2 separate regions of the Homo sapiens genome follow, and region 1 is linked to region 2. The links are chromatin loops, found by intact Hi-C in ENCODE. Cell type or tissue: mammary epithelial cell. All regions are shown on one strand. Links, peaks and the distances in the headings refer to the core of each region. The heading gives the core; the rest is flanking DNA. Region 1 overlaps SH3PXD2A (SH3 and PX domains 2A). Region 2 overlaps SH3PXD2A (SH3 and PX domains 2A).

Region 1 (2,908 bases), core at 99-2,598, 120 kb after region 2:
TGAGGGGTGGGAGGGAGATGTCACCTCTTCGGAGCCATGGAAACTAGGCCCTCAGCAAGTTCATGTACACCAAGGCGATGTATTTGGGATGGTGATAAAAACTGGGCCACTTCTGGGCGGGGCTGGTGGAATTCCTGCTGCTCCTCAGGCCCACTCCTCTTCCTTTCCCTCAGCCTGGAATGCCCACTCCCTCCTTTCTCCCTTCTCACCTCTCACCCATCCTTCAAGGCCTTCACTCCCGGTAACACTACGGAAATGGAGTGTCTATCATGGTATCATGCAAAGAGAATGTGGTTTGGAGTTAGAAAGACATGTGGGTTCAGGCCCAGCTCCACCACCCATGAGCTGTGTGGTGTTGGGCAAGCTACATGACTCTCTGAGCCTCAGTCCTGTATTTGTAAAGTGAACCTCACAGGAGTGCTTTGAGAATTAAAGAGGTCATGGACACATAGGTACATAGCACACCGCCTGGCACACCACATTCTCAGTGCACCGTGACTTCCTTCCAGCCCCTTCCTAGACATCCCATGCGGTTTGTGGTACCCAGTTCTGCTGGGCCTGGTGGATTATTTGTCCATGCAAGGAGCTCTGCTCTCTACAACTAGACTATGAGCTTTTGAAGGAGGGGCTATGCCATCTCTGCATAGTCCTCAGATAGAGCAGTACTGAAGTCATGGGGCCTAGATTTGAATTCCGGCTCTGCCACACAGTCTACGTGACCATGGGCAGACGTCCCAACACCTGCCAGAGCCACTGGTTCCTCAGCTGTAAAACGGGGATGACAAGAGTGGATGAGAACAGTCGTGCCCCGCAGAGGACTGCTGTGAGGCTCTAGGAAGGTGCACAGAGCCTGGCCTGGTTCCCTGTGCAGAATTACAGCTCGGTAAATGCTGGAGACCATGATCATCATCCCTGCAGGGCCTGGCACGGCAGGCAGGGGCACTGGCACATCTTTTGGGAGAGAGGAAAGTCTACGTAATAAGATGCTACAGTTCTCTGTTTTTGTATTTTGGGTAATGGGGATGATGGGTAGGTAGCCAGACTCTAGGCAGGAAGCGAATGCTTACGCTAGGGAGAGAAAGTTAGTAAGCGAGTGTGAGTGCCAGGTCCCAAATCAGCTGAAGGAACAAGAGTCCATTCTCCACACCTGGGAGTTCTTCCTGATGATTCATGAACAACATTCTCATGTTGCAAGTCCAGTGAGCGATTTTACCACCACTCCTCAAATGAGCTTCCCCAAGCTCATTAAAGTAAGCAGCTCAGCAGCTCAGAATTTGGTCAGCTTGGAAGCATCACCCTCCCTGGGGGTGGCCCTGAGATAACCCAACCTAACTTTTTAATTAAAACAAGTTGACTCCTGGGTCTCCTTCCATGAAAGTCAGGCTGCTTGGCCCTACAGACTTTTCAGGCTTCACAAGCTCTACCTGGTGGTGGAAAGTGGGTGGGAGAAGCCAAACTTCTTATCACTCAATATTCCACTTCCAGAGTCAGGGAGCCCTCCTGGCTGAGATGCTGCCGAGATCCCAAGGGCAGGGCCTCTGCTAGAGCCATCAGCCCTATGGCCAAGTGTCTATCTTCATTTCAGACCAGGATGAGGAATCTCTTCCTGTGAATCTGCCTTTTGGGTCTTTGGAGAACAAAGACTGTTTGTGTTCTGTACTTCGTCCTCTCTCCTCCTAACCTCTCCCCCAGCCCTAGTCACAGTTGGACGATTGCTTGGGTGAGCCACGATACATACGTTGGTGCATTCATTTATTTCCCAGTTGAAAGGTGGTGTTGCGATTTCTGCAGCTGCATCTGGAATACACACACACTTGCTTTTTTTAATGGGGCAGTCACCCGTTGCAGCTCAAGCTGTCTTGATGGTTCTTCCACCCTTTTGAAGTCTCCACCACATCTTTTGCCTACTGAGTGGGAAGTTCCATGCTGCTGGGTTCTTATTTTCTTAACACAGTGGAAATATTTGGCCTTTTCCATAATATTTGGCTCTCCTGGTACAATACATAGACAGCACTTTTTAATGTTGTGATTTCAAGGGACTGTTTATTTAATAGTGATCTGTAGGATACCACACACTGCTGTGGGAGGCCAGCCCTGCAGACAGGGTGGGGTGCAAACAAAGGAGCCATCTAGAATTCTGTGCTCCTAACCCACTTCTGGGAGGCACGCAGGCATCCGATCTTCTCTTAAAGACTGTAATTTATTATGCCTCTTTTAAGTTAAAGAGGCTCTCTGAGTTACTCCCTTAAGACCCCCTACCCCAGAAAGCAATAAAGGCGACTAAAATGAACATTTGTGAGGGTAAGAAGGTAATGCCACTTTTAAAAGGAAGGATTTTGTTTGTTTTTTTAAATAGGTCTGGTTCTAGCCTTTGAAGATGATGGATTAACATGTAATCCTGTGTCAACCACCCAGCAAGTATTTACTGAGCACCTGCTAAGTGCAAAGCTCCATGAAGCAAGGCAGTGCAAGGACGGAGGGAGGCAGGAAAGGGCAGAAAGACCGTGATGCCGCCTGTGCAGAGTTTATAATGTAATCAATCAGACAATCACATAACATGCGCATAACATAGGACCTAAAGCTATGCTTAAGCCTTGCTGGAACAAGGCAAGGTAAAAGCAAGGACAAAAAAGGTAAGACTTCAGTAATGGTCCACTCCAGCAATACAGTTAGGACTAATTATCCATTGAATGGCTCAGGCCAAAAGTCGGGTTGCATTAGGTAGGATTCTTTTACATATAATTATCCCCAGCAAATAAGACCAACTTATTTCCACTTGCAAGCAAAGCTACAGGTCCCAATTTAAACAGAGCTAAATCCCAAAACTGGCTTCTGTGAATGGGTGACATCTGGGGAAGGTCTGCAGCTCCACCCCCACCCCAGGTAGACTCAGGTGAAGCAATACCTC
Region 2 (2,908 bases), core at 232-2,731:
GATACCAACAGGTCTCCAAAACCTGGAGTTTGGAAGAATATAAAATGTCCCTCTGGTGGCCAGGCATGGCAGCTCACACCTCTAATCCTGGCACGTTGGGAAGCCGAGGCGGGAGGATCGTTTGAAGCCAAGAATTTGCGACTAGCAGGGGCAACAGAGCCAGACCCCGTCTCTACAAAAAATAAAAATAAAAAAATTATCCTGCCATGGTGGTGTGTGCCTGCAGTCCCAGCTACTTGGGGGCTGAGGTGGCCTGGGACGTCAAGGCTGCAGTGAGCCACGATTGTGCCACTGAGCTCCAGCCTGGGCAATGGAGAGAAACCCTGTCTCAAAATTAAAAAAAAAAAAAGGAAAGAAAATAACCCCAAAACCTCCCTCTGGGATCTTTTAAGGGAGATGGAACTGCTCTAAAATTGGATTGTGGTGATGGTTGCACAACTGTAAAAGTATTAGTAATCAATGAATTAATTGTACACTTAAAACAAGTACATATTATAGCATGTAAATTATACCTCAGTAAAGCTGTCTGGGGGAAACTCTCCCTCTGGCTCTGACCACTGAGCCATGCTCCGGGCCACATGTCCTGGGTGGGGTTTTGCACGTAGCCATCTGCGTGCCCTCTGGACCCATGACCAAATGGGCCATTCATGAGAGAGGGTGTGGGAAGCCAAGGGCTCAGTCTGTGGTTTGGGAGCGGGAAACCTGGTTTTCTGAGTGCTTCTAGAACCGGTTTCCCTGTGTCTGTTCCATCAGAGGAGCCTGTACCAGCCAGGCAGCACCCCTCCTCAGAGGCCTGAACCCTCCTGGGATAGGAAGCCCCTCCTTGGAGCTCCTGAGGCTGGGGGAAGGGTCTCAACAGGCTGCCCTGGGGGGCCTGGACCAGACTTGGCAGTCTCAGCAAACCTTGTACCTTTTCAGGGATGTGGCCCAGCAGGAAACCTGGGTTCCCCTTAAAAGATCCCAAATGTGGCACATGCCTTCAACTCTACCTTCAGCCCCCGTGGTGACCATGGCAACCATGGCGTCCTGATGCAGTTATTCTGCCCTTCTGTCTGATGAAGGGTCCCATCCTGAAATTTGGAGCTAGTTGCCCCAGCCAAGGGTCAGGTGCTTCTCACTTCATCCTCAGCTCACCCCCGTGTGGGGTGTGGACTTGGAGCTGAAGGGCAATGGCATGAGTCCAGCCTCTGACACTTCCTAGCTGAGAGGTAAGTCAACCAGTCTCAGCCTAAGGTCCCTCATCTGCAGAAAGGAGCATGGGCCTCCCTGGATTGTACGGATGCTCAAACAAGATAAACCATGCTCAAGGGTCCAGCACGGCTTTAGTACAGCATCAGCCAGACGCTGGGAGCTGTAATATCCGATATGGCCATGGGGTGGAGCCAGATACACATGTATCTCATGAACCGAGGGCTTCAAAGTGACCCAAAGTTACAGACGTGCCCAAACTCCAACCACCCTCAAGATCCAACTTACAGAGCCTGTGAAGGGGAAGGAGTCACAAGGTCTCTGGATGCTTGTCCCTTTCATCTCGGACTATGTCTATGAATATCTCCCATTCCCACAGCCATCCAGCCCCTCTCTAGATCCTGACTGTTGCATGCTTGGACCACTGCAATAGCCAACTGGTTCTGCTAGGACCTCAGAATGTCAGAGCCAGGAGATAGCCCAGAGACCCCTAGGTTCTGCCCATTTACCTGATGCTGAAGTGTAGCGATTGTTAATGACTGCCTCAGGCCTATCTCTTCTTGGCCTAGCCCTAGCCAAAAATCCCTTACTCTCACGGAAGATGAAATTTCTTTCAATCCTTGAAACACAATCTCAGGGACTCCCTCTGGCCTGGATGCCCTCCTCTGCCACTCTCCTTGAGTAGTGAGCTCTTGCTTTAGTCTCAGCCTGAATGCCACCTCCTCAGGGAGGCCTTCCTGACCACCTCAGCAGGCTGGTTTGTTGCTGCGCAAGGCCCTGCACCTATTACAATCAGTTGTTCTTTTTCTGTCTTCCCCATTATCAGCAGCTGTTATAAGCCCTGTTTTATAGGCAAGGACATTGAGGTTTTGGGAGTTTAAATAATTCCCAGGCCACACAGCAGGTGGGGGAGGAGCCAGGGTTTGCCAGAGCCTATAATGGTCTGCTGCCTCCTGTGGAAGCAAGCCAGGCCCATGCCATGCTATCCTCCCCCTTAGACCACCAGGGCCCCGAGAGTGGGGACTGAGCTACTTCTGAAGTCCCGGGCCTCACATAGAGATGATCTAGAAACACTTGCATGAACACACGCCTCCCACAAGAATGCAACAGAGGAAGGCTGGTCCCAGTGGCCGAAGACCCAGGTTCTAGGTTCAGTTCTGCCTTAAACTCCCCATGGAGGGGTAACTACCCAGGGACTAGGAACATGGAGGGTAGTGATAACCACAGGGGAACCAAGACCCACCTTGAACACAACATAACAGCAAAGCAGGCCTCAGCGCTCTTCCAGGGCTTACCCCTTCCGCCAGAGGCTCCAAAGGGCTCTGTAGGCCTTCCTTGGGGGTAAGAGAGTGGGCACATGGGGGTCTTGAGGTTTCAGAGAACATAGAATGCACAAGCCCAAGAAATTAATGGGGGACCCAGTCTACCCCCACACACTCCTGCACCAGGATACCCTTCCCTGCCACCTTCCTCCCCACCCTGAAGAAAATCCTGTGCCAGGCCTGAAAACAGAGTCATCTTCTCTCCCTGGACATGGGCCTCCCAGGCGTGTGCGCTATGAGCTGGGCTGGACTGGGGGTGTTTGAATCTGCTTCCCTCCAGCTCGCCGACCCAGCATGACAGCTGAGCCTGCAGAAGTCCTTGTTCCCCACGGCCAATGCCCCTTTCAAGTGGGTTGGACACAGCTTCCTGTGGGCATTTTCCTGCCACCTGCCCACCC

What was found. A loop is a pair of places that touch in the nucleus more often than their neighbours do. Peaks named below come from ENCODE experiments on the same cell type or tissue, not always from the same donor. Only the 100,000 strongest peaks of a DNase experiment are listed, where the experiment ranks them.
Region 1: it touches region 2 in a loop (9-fold over the local background); 2 of 110 quality-filtered maps call a loop at or near these places.

What each region holds. Positions count from the first base shown.
Region 1 is chr10:103,827,130-103,830,037 of GRCh38, forward strand. The region is part of intron 1 of SH3PXD2A (SH3 and PX domains 2A); the gene reads right to left. Among named protein-coding and RNA genes, the nearest start is that of SH3PXD2A, 27 kb to the right of the region's middle. In mammary epithelial cell, for the core only: no CTCF peak of the experiment used is centred there; a DNase peak (open chromatin) is centred at 1,172; H3K27ac peaks cover 2,040 bases.
Region 2 is chr10:103,711,716-103,714,623 of GRCh38, forward strand. All of the region lies in intron 5 of SH3PXD2A (SH3 and PX domains 2A), which reads right to left. Among named protein-coding and RNA genes, the nearest start is that of SH3PXD2A-AS1, 34 kb to the right of the region's middle. In mammary epithelial cell, for the core only: a CTCF peak has its summit at 1,367; DNase peaks (open chromatin) are centred at 646 and 1,386; H3K27ac peaks cover 2,500 bases.